Regions from separate parts of the Homo sapiens genome. Here all the other regions are linked to region 1. The links are chromatin loops, found by intact Hi-C in ENCODE. Cell type or tissue: natural killer cell. All regions are shown on one strand. Links, peaks and the distances in the headings refer to the core of each region. The heading gives the core; the rest is flanking DNA. Region 1 overlaps CRTAC1 (cartilage acidic protein 1). Region 2 overlaps ZFYVE27 (zinc finger FYVE-type containing 27). Region 3 has its middle 20 kb from the start of SFRP5. Region 4 overlaps CRTAC1 (cartilage acidic protein 1).

The links. Peaks named below come from ENCODE experiments on the same cell type or tissue, not always from the same donor. Only the 100,000 strongest peaks of a DNase experiment are listed, where the experiment ranks them.
Region 2: a loop joins it to region 1, with 9 times the contacts of the local background. A loop is called at or near these places in 9 of 110 quality-filtered maps.
Region 3: it touches region 1 in a loop (5-fold over the local background); 9 of 110 quality-filtered maps call a loop at or near these places.
Region 4: it touches region 1 in a loop (3-fold over the local background); 35 of 110 quality-filtered maps call a loop at or near these places.

Annotation. Positions count from the first base shown.
Region 1 is chr10:98,027,051-98,030,042 of GRCh38, reverse strand. The region is part of intron 1 of CRTAC1 (cartilage acidic protein 1); the gene reads left to right. Among named protein-coding and RNA genes, the nearest start is that of CRTAC1, 2.1 kb to the left of the region's middle. In natural killer cell, for the core only: CTCF peaks have their summits at 1,488 and 1,689 (motif pointing right); a DNase peak (open chromatin) is centred at 1,662; H3K27me3 peaks cover 1,112 bases.
Region 2 is chr10:97,758,304-97,761,295 of GRCh38, reverse strand. It overlaps ZFYVE27 (zinc finger FYVE-type containing 27), which reads right to left. Exons shown (of 13, transcript NM_001385875.1): 13 at 401-2,060. The coding sequence ends at 1,996. Among named protein-coding and RNA genes, the nearest start is that of SFRP5, 12 kb to the left of the region's middle. RefSeq lists an enhancer at 757-1,256 and a silencer at 1,729-1,778. In natural killer cell, for the core only: CTCF peaks have their summits at 1,494 and 1,696 (motif pointing left); a DNase peak (open chromatin) is centred at 1,685.
Region 3 is chr10:97,790,783-97,793,774 of GRCh38, reverse strand. No RefSeq gene overlaps it. Among named protein-coding and RNA genes, the nearest start is that of SFRP5, 20 kb to the right of the region's middle. In natural killer cell, for the core only: CTCF peaks have their summits at 1,410 and 1,611 (motif pointing left); a DNase peak (open chromatin) is centred at 1,604.
Region 4 is chr10:97,913,379-97,916,370 of GRCh38, reverse strand. The region is part of intron 5 of CRTAC1 (cartilage acidic protein 1); the gene reads left to right. Among named protein-coding and RNA genes, the nearest start is that of MIR3085, 39 kb to the right of the region's middle. RefSeq lists an enhancer at 1,302-1,878. In natural killer cell, for the core only: CTCF peaks have their summits at 1,231 and 1,431 (motif pointing left); a DNase peak (open chromatin) is centred at 1,430.

The sequences.
Region 1 (2,992 bases), core at 196-2,695:
GAGACCCGGGCCTGGGAAGCCACTGGCCTCGGCCGAGTGCCTACGCTTCCAGGCTGGGGAAGAGCCCCGCGGGCTGGCTCTTCCTCCCCTGGGAAGCCGAGTTCCCGGGCACAGCGCTGGGTGGCAGAGAGCTCCGGGAGCCAGCCCCGCGCGCGGCGTAGCTGCTAGCCGCCTTATGCTGGACGAGGTGTGGTCTTCCCTTCAGGCTGCCTGAGGCAAGCCGGCTTCAGGCATTCCAGGGGAACCCTGAGTCCTCCTCGACCCCGTGGGGGCACTTGGAGGCTTTGATGGGGCAGCCAGGCCGGGCTTGGGGGCATGCCCAGCAATGCAGCGCGCTTCTTTGCAGTACAGTAGTTGGGAGCCCTGGTTAGTCCCGCTTCTGCAGAAAGCAACTCAAGAATCCAAAGTCATCCCAGCCTGGATGGAAGCCTCCCAGAGTGGCGGGGAAATTCTCCTAGGGTTGAGAGCTGGGGGGGCTTCCTCCAGGAATGACTAATGAATATTGCTGCTGCTGCCGCCGCCGCCGCCGCCGCCGCCGCCGCCGCCGCCGCTGCTGCTGCTGGTGGGTGCACCCAGTGTGGCTTCTGCACATCCCAGGAGATGCTTCCGTTCTCCTGACAGGACACATTCTTGAGTTGCACTTGAGGTGTCTTCTGGGATGGGTGCAGGACTTTCCACGTGAAGCCAAGTGGAAAAGAAGGGAAGAGGGTCCCAGGACAGGGGACAGTTCTATAGTGTTTTCTTGAGTCAGGGGAGAACTCATGTGGGAAGAGATAAGCGATTGACGGAGATTTGGAACCCAGACGACTTGGGGCTGGAGATGTCCAAGACTGAATTAGAGCTCATTGAGAGTCACAGAGTACCTCACCCTCAGCCATGGGGGAGAGGTGGAGGCTGGAAAAGTGGGAACATGGTGGCTGTTCCAGCATGGTTCTTGAGAAAATGTTCTCTCTCTCTCTCTGACTTGGTTAAGAACATCCTTCTGGCAGTAGGTCCTAAAGTCAATTTAAGAGGTAATGAAGGGAGTTGAGGGTCTTGATGATGGCACAGAGGACCACAATTAGAACATTTCCATTTCCGGTGGGTACTAATGGACTCTGGAAAAGGTCGAAACGGTGTGTAGGGAGTCTGGGGAACCTGCTCTGTGGCTGCTCATTTGAGCCTGAATCCTCCACCTTATCCCATCCCTGAATGTAGGTGGATGTTCAAACTCCTAGGGTACCTGCTTCAGCCTGGAGATATTTTATGGGTGCTATCAATCTATATCCCAACCCCCAGCTCCATCGTTGTCTGCTGCAGTCAACATTTTTCTGCTGCATTTCCCAAGACCTTCTCTCCACTGGGGATTTGTGCAGCGAAATACCTGCTTGTTGCTCTTTCTTCCCTTCTCCATCTGGGCTGCACCTGGTGTTCTGAACCCTGGTGTTTATTCCTTGGTACCTTGATGTTTGGTTAAGACGTCCTATGGCTGCGCAGGGGTGCCCCTGTAAATCTGTGGACCAATGGCCTGTGTAATTCTAGGGAGTGCAATAGACTTCTATAGAAAGAATACCACCAACCGGGAAGGCAGTCCTACTAAACAGCTTGTGACAGCCTCTCATGCTCAAGCGCTCCCTTGCTTCCGTGCTGAGGCGGTGGAAGCCTAAAGGTGGAGCAGACTCCTTGGTGTCCAGTAGGGGGCGCCAAAGGTACCTGGCTCAGGACCACTGACTTTCTCACTTCTTGCCCTTTACTGGCTGTAGCAACTTAATGCTTTAAGGCAGCTCAGGCTACAGCCTTCAACCACCACCATCGTACTTGGAATCCTTCTACCACATGCTTCCTGGGCTTCAGGTGGTCCTGTGACCTCGGGTGCTATGGGGCAGGTGCAAGCACAACATTCCAAGGAGACAGAGCTGGTACACAGCCCCACCCTCTCTCGGGGATCATTCCTTTGTGCTTGGTGCCGCTGTGTTCTTTGAACTCTTTAAGGGTTCATGGAGTTCCAGAACATTAGAGCCAGAAGCAAGGAGCCTTGGAGAGCATCTCATCCAACCCCATTCCATCCCAACACTCACATGCACATTTAATTTACAGATGAGAAAACTGAAGCTGGATAAAGCCAAGGTCACATGGCTATTTGGTGGAAGACATGGAACTAGGCCCTAGGATTCCCACTGCTCGATTCAGAGCTGTTTCCACTCCAGCGGCCTGCTTCCTCTTCACTATAAAGATGGACATACTTTCTCTATACAGTAGGCACTCATAGTTATTGACTGACCAGGCTTTGGTAAATTAATACATCCCATACAGTTGGGGAGATTCTATTTTGAATCTGTTTTTCAGAGTGAGGAGGTGAGGAGAAAATACAGTTCTTGTCATGGACATACACAGGTCATAGAAATTCCTAATTATTCTTTCCCTGCCTCTACAATCTCGTCTCATTATTCCAAGTGGTGTTTTAAGCAAAAGCCATGCAAGTCCAGGTTTCAGTCTGTGCATTTAGGAGTCAGAAGTGCCGAGTCCCTCACTGTGGTCTTGGAACCCAGGTCTGGAGCGCCAAGGAATGTTGGCGTGGGGTCTCTCTGCTTGCAGTCACACCACTGCTGGTGAGACCTCCCAGATTCAGATTATAGATGGATTGGAGAGTTTCCAAAGAGTATTTGCCTATTTCCCCCACCCTTGCTGCTCCCAGCTCAAGGTCAGAGTGCTAGGACATTCTATTTTTGCCAAATCCTTATGTTTGGACTTCTTCGGTGACCTGCAAGATACTACCATTTCCATTGCCCTTTCTTCTGTTCCGAGAGCCTGGCTGTCGACATCTGAGCTGGGCTCTGGGAAACAGGTTTGCTGAGTGGCCTGTGGGCGGCCCCCTTTGTTCTCTTTTTTTTTTTTTTGAGACGGAGTCTCGCTCTGTCGCCCAGGCTGGAGTGCAGTGGCGCAATCTCGGCTCACTGCAAGCTCCGCCTCCCGGGTTCACGCCATTCTCCTGCCTCAGCCTCCCGAGTAGCTG
Region 2 (2,992 bases), core at 281-2,780, 270 kb after region 1:
TCCCTGAAGGCTGACCCTTTCTGGCTTTCTCAGAGGGATTAGTTAAAATCTTTCCGTTGTAAAGCCTGCATTGTTTGGGGTTTACCAAGTTCTAGTCCCAACCCCAACCCCCAGTGCTGGGCCCTCACAATTGGGTCACAAGACTGGGCCTCAAGTCAATCCGACAAGCATTTGCTGAGCCTCTCCTGCGTGCAAGGCACAGCTTTCCTCCTCTTGGCCCCCAGCTCATACCCAGACCAGGCTGCAGCCCCCACGCCCCTGCCACCATGGTGCCCCAAAGGCCCGCCCCTCAGCCTGGTCCTGCAGGAATTGCCCAGGCCTGCAAAACTCCAGCAGTGCCAGAGAGATCTGGTCTTCCAGCCTCAGGGAAAATGCCAACACAAAGACATGACAAAAACAAGAAGCTTGAGGCCTTTTTATTGACAATTCTCCATAGACACAGAGATCCTTTTAGTTCCTCTCCAGTGTAAAGAAAGCACGGGGTACTGAACTCTCCTCTCTTAAAAGGACACAGAGGCGATACGATACCAAAGCCTGTCTGGCTCCCCAGGGCTGTGGCACCTCCACTGGCCTGGGTAAGCCCCTGGCTGCACAGCCCCAGCTAAGCTGCTTGGCTCGGCAAGAAAGCGGGCCTAGGATGGGTCCCTTGCCTCCCCAGCCTGCCTCTCTGGACCCCTGCTCCTCGAGTGTAGAAACCTCTCAGCCCCCTCATGGGTCCTGGGTCCCAGGCAGCCCATGACTCCAGGGAAGAGTCCTAGGTAGAAGACCCCCACCCCCAATTCCTCCTCATCCCATTACTTGTGCCACATGTTCCCAGGAACCATGCAATAAATAAATAAATACTTGAGAAAGGCAGGGCAGCTCCAGGGAAGGGAAGGGATGCCTGAGCCAGCTCATGGCTAAGGGAGAGATACTGAGCCCGTAAGAGTCCAGTAGTGAACATGAAACTGTTGGAAAGAAATGGAGACCCCCAGGGGGCCTTATCCCATAACTGAGACTGTCCTCCAGGGAATAGCCCTGGAATCCAGGACCCAGCCCAGCGAGATCCTACACTACCCAGGCCCCCAGGGGTCAAGGGCTTCAGGACCTCTGCTCCACTCACCTGGCCTCCCACTCCATTGGACAAGAGGCAGGGAAAGGAAACTGGAGTGCTGGGCCAGTGGAGGACTGCCCTAGACTCTGGACAGAGGGTGCAGAAGTTGTGATCCAAGTGCCCTGCAGCTGCTCCAGCGGAGCTGGGGACACTGGGGCATTGTGTGGGCTGAGAGTCTGTGAATTGAGGTGTCTTCGAGGGGAGGCCGAGGTCTGTCCAGCTATTGGGGCTTCCCCAAGCTTTCCTCCACTTAACGCTGAAGGACTCAGCCAAACCCTCCTATACACATTCTCCTCTCAGGGAATCTGGGAACTTCAACCCTGTTTCTAGAAGCACCCATGGTCTTGTTAGGCCTGGCCACACCCTCTGATGGGGAAATGATGAGATCCTGGTGCCTGGAGGGACATTCAATCAGCAGAGATGGGGTGTGGCACTCCCAAGCCCTTCTGCAGGCTCTCTGAGGCTGAGGGCCTGGCCCAGTACCCTGCAGGAGAAAAACCTCTTTTCCCAACCTCAGGTCTGGAATTCCCAGGCACAGCCACACTGACCCTGATCTTCAGACCCCAGTCAGGCCTGGCCTAGTTCGCTGCTGCCCTCTGGTGGCTACTGCCTGCCCAGCCCTAAGTCCACTCGCTCAGTCCCAGGCAGAGCAGGACAAACATGCCAGGCCCTCCAGGGGCTCTTCTCCCTCAAGGGATTGAGAGCAGCCATTGCCAGCCACTCTCATGGATGGAGAACAGCTCCAGAATCCAGCTGGAGAGAGTGAGGAAGGAAGGGGAAGCCTACCTAGCATTCAGGCCACATTTGCCCAGCACACACCACAGTGGGCCAGGGGTGGGGAGAGTGGGGGGTCTACTGCTGGTCCCAAGGACGGGTGCCTGGTTGGACCCTGGCCTCTCTTCTCACTTGCTCAAGGTCTGGTTACACGAGGCACACACAAACACAGTCTCCCTCTGGGCTTCAGGGGCTGAAAAGGAGGAAGAACTTGGTGAGACATTTCCTTGCGCCCTTTGGTTCATGGCCCCAACTACTAGAAGCACCCTCCCAAATGCCCCACACAGACCCCCCACCCAGCCCACACCCTCCCTGCCCAGCTTGCTAGCCTGCCCGCAGAGATTCTTCTTTCCATGGGAACTGGGGATCCTGGGGGTGATGATGCCAACAGCAGGCCACTCCTGTGCTATGAATTAGACATTATTGTGGCACCAACAGAACACCTTCAAAAATTTTTAAATAAAATATTAAATACAAAAATTAGCCAGGCATGGTGATGCACGCCTGTAATCCCAGCTACTCAGGAGGCTGAAGCACAAGAATTGTTTGAACCCAAGAGGCGGAGGTTGCAGTGAGCCGAGATGGCGCCACTGCACTCCAGGCTGGGCGACAGAGCGAGACTCTGTCTCAAAAAAACAGAATAAGTAAAATATCACAGTGAAATTTCCCAAAATGTTTTAACAGTGGTTACCTCTGGGTGGTAAAATTACAGGGTTATTTTTCTCTTCCTTCGTCCTCTGTATAATAATTTCCAAATTTTCTAGTTAGTAAGCATATGTTACTTGCATCGGAAGAAAAAAGAACTTGGGCTGGGGGCGGTGGCTCACGCCTGTAATCCCAGCACTTTGGGAGGCCGAGGCGGGCAGATCACCTGAGGTCAGGAGTTCAAAACCAGCCTGACCAACATGGAGAAACCCCGTCTCTACTAAAATACAAAATTAGCCGGGTGTGGTGGCGCATGCCTGTAATCCCAGCTACTCGGGAGGCTGAGGCAGGAGAATTGCTTGAACCCAGGAGGCAGAGGTTGTGGTGAGCCAAGGCCGTACCACTGCACTCCAGCCTGGGCAACAAGAGTGAAACTCCGTCTCAAAAAAAAAAAAAAAAAAACTTGGTTTAACATTATAC
Region 3 (2,992 bases), core at 303-2,802, 240 kb after region 1:
CTTCATCTTTATATGAAATAAAAGAAAGGGAAGGAAGGATGGGAGGAAGAAAGGGAAGAAGGAAGAGAGGAAGAAAGGGGAAGAAGGAAGGGAGGGAGGGAGGAAGGGAGGCAAGAAGCAGTTCTACATCTGCAAGGAAATTAATTCTGCCAAAACCTAGGAAGTTTGGAAGAAGCTCCCAAGTCTCAGATGACCCTACCCTGGCTGACATGTTGGGTTTTGTTTCGTTTGAGATGGAATCTCACTCTGTTACCCAGGTTGGAGTGCAGTGGTGCGATTTCATCTCACTGCAACCTCTGCCTCCTGGGTTTAAGCAATTCTCCTGCCTGTCTCCCAAGTAGCTGGGACTAAAGGTGCATGCCACCACACCTGGCTAACTTTTGTATTTTTAGTACAGATGAGGTTTCACCATGTTGGCCAGGCTGGTCTCAAACTCCTGACCTCAAGTGATCCACCCACCTTGGCCTTCCAAACTGTTGGGATTACAGGCGTGAGCCACCGTGCCTGGACCTGGCTGACACTTTGACTGCAGCTTTGTGAGACCCTGAGCAAAGGACCCAGGTAACCCAGGCCTGGACTCCCAACCCACAGAGACTGTGCGCTAATAAATGTGCGTTGCTTTAAATGCTAAAGTAACACACATTTGTAATTTGTTTCAGCAGCAATAAAAAACAAATGTATGTGAGCGCAACACGTCAGCTGGCAAGAGGTAGCGCTGCAAGAGGATGAACACACCACAGTCCTCGCACTATGTAGGAATCTTTATTACTGCTTTGCAGATGACAAAACAGAGAATTTAAGCATCTTAGCCAAGGTCACACAGGTGATAAGTGACTGAGCCAGGCCACAAGCCAGGCCTGTGTGACTCCAGGTGCTCCAGTGAATTAGTTCCATGGATAATCCTGCAGGTGACTAGTGGACTAAACGTCCTCCCTGCTGTCATGGCCAGGTCCTTATGATGACCTGTGGTGATTTCTGGTGACAATAGGAGCCCATGGCTGAGAGGGGCATAGTGGAGGAGGCAGTTCCCACCCACAGACTCACGGACTTGCTCCACCTCAATTCCACCTGGCCATCTGGGTGAGCAGTGTAGACATGGGTCCCCAGCTGCTGCCTCTCCCAGCCTCCTGTTTATTTCCTTTACCGCATGTTTGCCATTACTCCATTCATACATCTTGTCTTTGCCCAGCTTCCCTTTAGAATGTCAGCCCTGTGAAAGGCCACATCTGCCGTGCACTCCCAGGGCTACCACAGTGCCTGGCATACAGTTGGCACTGTATGAAATTAGCTGGACAGACTATGGAGTGCAGCAATGACTTCTTTGCCTCCCTGGATTGCAAGGGAGGCGGGGGCCGAGATCTGAGATCTCAGGCCCAGGAAACCCCATCCCTTCCCTTCCTTGAACATGGCCCCATCTCCTGGGCTCTAGAGAGCTGAGACTGGTCTTTTCGGAGGAGCTCTAGGATGCAGCCCCCACCCTTGCCAGCTCTGCTCCAAATCACCAAGTCACCCACTGGGCTAAGGGGCTTCCAGGACAAGAGGACCCCCTGCCAGGCAGCCACCTCACCTGGAGCCTCCCTGGTTCCCAGACACAGCACCTGCTCCCTCTGCTGGCGGAAGCAGACAAGTGCATGCAGATCCCTCCTTGCCGGAGACATGGGAGACACTGGGAAGGCAGGAGGGGAGGGCTCCGGGGAGCTCCCAGCCTGGACCCCCTGAGCCTAGGAAGAGTCAGGGCGGGGAGGTTAGGGAAAGTCCGTAGCCTGGCCGAGTCTGGCCCTCAAGCGTGGGGGCCTGGCCTCAGCCCTACCTACAGGGCTGGCAAAGCAGCACCATCACTTGGATTCCCTGTCTTTGCTGAACACAACCCGGATGGGAGTCCTCAGACCAGGAAGGGGGGACATTGCTTCCACCATGAGAACACACTACTCCCAGGGAGGGCAGCCTTCTCTCGGCCCAGCCTCAGGGCTACCTGGCCCCATCCCATGATAATAACAGCCAGTGCTGCATACCTGCTGCGTACACACCTCATCTAATCCTTGTAGTTGTCCTGCCCCATGGACATGATTGCTCCTACCATACAGATGAGAAAACTGAGGCACGAAGCAAAGTCAGAACCCAAACCCAGGTCAGTGTGGCTCTGAAAGTCCCTACCTTTCTCATGCCCTGTGCCTCATACATTACTTTTAATCCTACAACCAAGGAGGTCTCCTTACCGTAGCCAGTCCTGTGTGGCTTCAAAGCCAAGGCTGGATTGGGTGTGGCTGAAACTGGGTTGTATCTGGGGTGGGGAATGGCCTGGTGTGGTGGGAAAGGCCAGGCTCTGGGACCAGACAGCACTGTGGACACCCCCTGGCTGGTGGCCTTGGGCAAGATGCTTCATCCCTTTGAATCACTATATTCTCACCCATAGAAGAAACTTCATTCCTAACTTAGAAAGCTTTTGTGGGAATTAGAGATAATGTGTGTCCAGTTCCCACCACAGAGCATCTGGGCATAGAATAGCTGTTAATGTTTGTGGTGGCTTTAAAAGAGGTCCACAAATTCTGATACTCCTCCCTTCCCTTGGGTGTGAGGTGGAGGTAGTGACTTGTCTCCAATGAACACAGTAAGCAGAATTCATGGCGGGCAATTTCAGAGACCAAGTAATGAGAGGCACTGTGCTTCCCCCCGCCTGGCTTCCTTAGGTCACTTGCCCTGGGGAAGCCAGCTCCCATGTCGTGAGGACACTCAAGCTCCCCATATGGCCTCCAGCCAACAGTCACACAAGTGGACTTGGGGTCAGATCCTCCAGCCCCTCCCAAGTCTCCTGGTGGCTGCAGCCCTGGCCAATTTTTTTTTTTTTTTTTTTTTTTTTTTTTTTTTTTTTTTTTTTGCAGAGGCAGGGGAGACAGTCTCACTCTGTCACCCAGGCTGAAGTGCAGTGGTGTAATCATGGCTCACTGCAGCCTCGAACTCCCGGGCTCAAGTGATCCTCTTGCCTCAGCCTCCT
Region 4 (2,992 bases), core at 162-2,661, 110 kb after region 1:
AGCCCCATCTAAGTGCCTGAGAGCTCCGCGCGTGAAGGTACCATGGAAAGGCTGTATCAGTAATAAACTATGTTTCCCCCGGAAAAGAAATAAACATGCAGGCGCTTCAGCCTAGATTTGTACAGTCAATTTTTTCTGCATAGTTGCCAGTTCTGTGCACTGGGCTGGCTTGGCAATTAAGTGCCTTGATCTTGCAAGGGAAGGGGGGTGCACTGGGGGGATGAAGCACTTGAAAATGACAAGGTGGAAGGGAGGCAAGGACTGGGAGAGCAGGCTAGACACAGAATAAAAGAATCTGGAGGTTGCGGCTGGGTTTGAGCATGAAGGGGGCATTGTTCACGCTGGCTGGGCTGGCACAGAACCGAGGAGCGGGAAGGAGGAGACCCAGAGGAGGCAGATGAGGAGCACAGTGGGGATGGAAGCACCAGCCAACTGTGCCGGCTGGGCTGGAAGGACGGGCAGTTCAAGGAAGAAGCAGCAGCTTTGGTGGAGGAACAGAGGGAGGCTGGGGCAGCTGGCGTGCCCAGAGGACGTGTTCGAACAGCTCTGCAGACTTCCAAAAGCCATTTGGCTGACAAGAACCTATTTGGCCCACCATGTTACTATTCTGTCTGCGCGCCTTCTCCAGCCCACCCTTTCCCTGCCCGCCAAGCCCCCCAACACTACCCTGTAGCCCCCCTTGTCACTCAGCTAATGACACATGGACGTCTGGCTGGAAAACTAGCCCGGAGTGTCCCCCACCCCCGAGCCCCAGGAATGGACCCCAAATGTAAGGGCCGCCATGCTGAGCCCGGCCTGATGGCTGAGGCTTTGGGCGCGTGGCCAGCGCTCAGCACCACTGTGGTGCCAGGGGGCCTGAGAAGCTGGGAGGAAAGCAGGCAGAAGGGGCAGGCCATGTCCAGATGTGCACTCAGGGAGCTGGGAGGTCCCTGGAGCCAAGCCACACAGCACCTGCCTGCTAGAGAGCTGTATGACCTGGGAGAACCTCCCATTTTACAAAGAACAGACGGAGATCCAGGGAGGAGAAGGGACTCGCCCAAGGTCACACAGGAGGTTGGTAGAGAGCTAGCACTTAGAGCCCCATCTCCTCCTGATGCTTAAACTGCCACAGCCCGCTGACCTTTCCGATGACCTCCAACTTAAGAACCCTACCAGCCTGCAAGACAGGAGGGGCTGTGAGGGGAGGCCCACACCCACTGGGATGACAGCCCCAGGCTGGCACCCGGACTTGAGGCAGCCCCACCCGGGTTGTTGTGGCTGAAGCAGCTGCCTGGCTGAGTGTTCAGGACAGCGGGGGAGGTCCAGCCACCCCAGGGCAGGCTAGGCAAAGGTGCTATCCAGGTACCGGCCTTCAGCACTGCGGGAGGGGGAGGGGAGGCCTCCTCTCTAGACATTATCCATTTCCGCAGCTGCAGCTGCTCCGCTGGGTCACAGTGCCATCTAGTGGCCACCATGCCAGCTCTCGGGGGACTCGAGGGCCCCGGGAGGGTGGCCAAGCGAGAGATTGGGAGAGAGACTGGGGCAGTAGGAAGACCACTCTCCCATCCCCTGGTCCCCAACTTCCCCAGCTGCTTGAGGCCTCTTGAAGCCGGGACAGTGCCGGGAGCTGCCCTGCCTGGGAATCCTGGGAACTGGGTTCTGGACATGGCCAAGGCCCTGGCGTGGAACCAGATGGAAAAAGAGGAGGGGAAGGTGAGAGGCAAGAGTCCTGCACTGCCTCCGCGGTCCAGGCCCCAGTGACCTTGGGCATGCCCCTCAGCTTTTCTGAGGACATTGAACTAGCAGGTGAGGGGACAGGGTCTGGAGCCAGGCCACAGGTGCAGGTCCAGCCTACCCTGTGCATTACAGCCTAGGCAGTAGTGGGCAAACTATTCTCCCAGCCTCAGTTTTCTCATCTTCAAAATGAGAGTGTTGTGAGAACGAAAGGAGGCGCACATGGGACATGGCTGGCACATGGCCTGGCACACGGGCAGTGCCCACCTAGTATAGCAAATACCAACACCTTCCACTCTGAGGCTCTGCCAGAGCGATGCCAGGGCCTTCTGCTGGGCACCTCCTGGGTACAGGGAGCACTGTGCAAGGTACAGGGGGATGCACAAGAGAAGCAGGCCCAGCCCCTGCCTGGGAAACATTCTCTGTGTGTCCCCCCAAACCTCCAGTCCTGGGCATGGCCAGCGGCATCTTCATCCCCATCCCCTCTGGGGTCCATCTCTCTGCTCTCCTTCCTGCCTGCCCTGCCTCCCCTAGGCCTCGCCTCCTCCCCAGGAACTCTGCATTTTGGCCTCACCCTTTGAGGCAGCATCTGTCCAGGCTGCAAGGTGGTGATTAAAGAAGCCTTAAAAGAAATTCGGAAAGAAAATGAAGGTGGATTTATGATGTCAGGTGGGGAGTTTTGCTGTTGGCTGGGAGCAGTATGGAACAAAGCGGAGGGCAGATCTGATTTATAGGAAGTCATTATTGAAGGAGACGGAGATGCCTAAAGCCCAGCTGAGGCCTTCTGGCAGATCCTCACCAGTGAGCTCAACCAGGGGCTACAGAGTGGGGGCCAAGGGGCCTCCTAGCTTCCCAGGTGGGCGCTGGCCTTTCATCGGGAGTGAAGCCAGATCTGACAGCCAGGGACCAGGCAGGGCTGGAGTGACAGGCTCCCCAGCCAGGGCCCGGGACCCCCAGGAAGTGCAGCACGGGCCTGCTAGGGGTACCCAAAGCCCAGGACACACAGAGACCTTTTCCCTGGGGTGTCAGATGCATTTGATGAGTATCGGGGGGAACATTGCGTTTCTTTTAAAACAAACACAGATATGTTATAGAATTGAAATGTAATTTTTGTGTGCATTTTTCTCAACACAAGAGATTTTAAAGAAATGTCAAGCCTGTGGCTAGCCTCTCTGGGTTATACCCCTAGGCTACACCCCCAGGCTTTGCCAGTGCAAATCCCTCCTCTGTCAAGAGGAAACAAATGATGGGGCCTGTCCTGCTGCCCCACCCCTTGCCT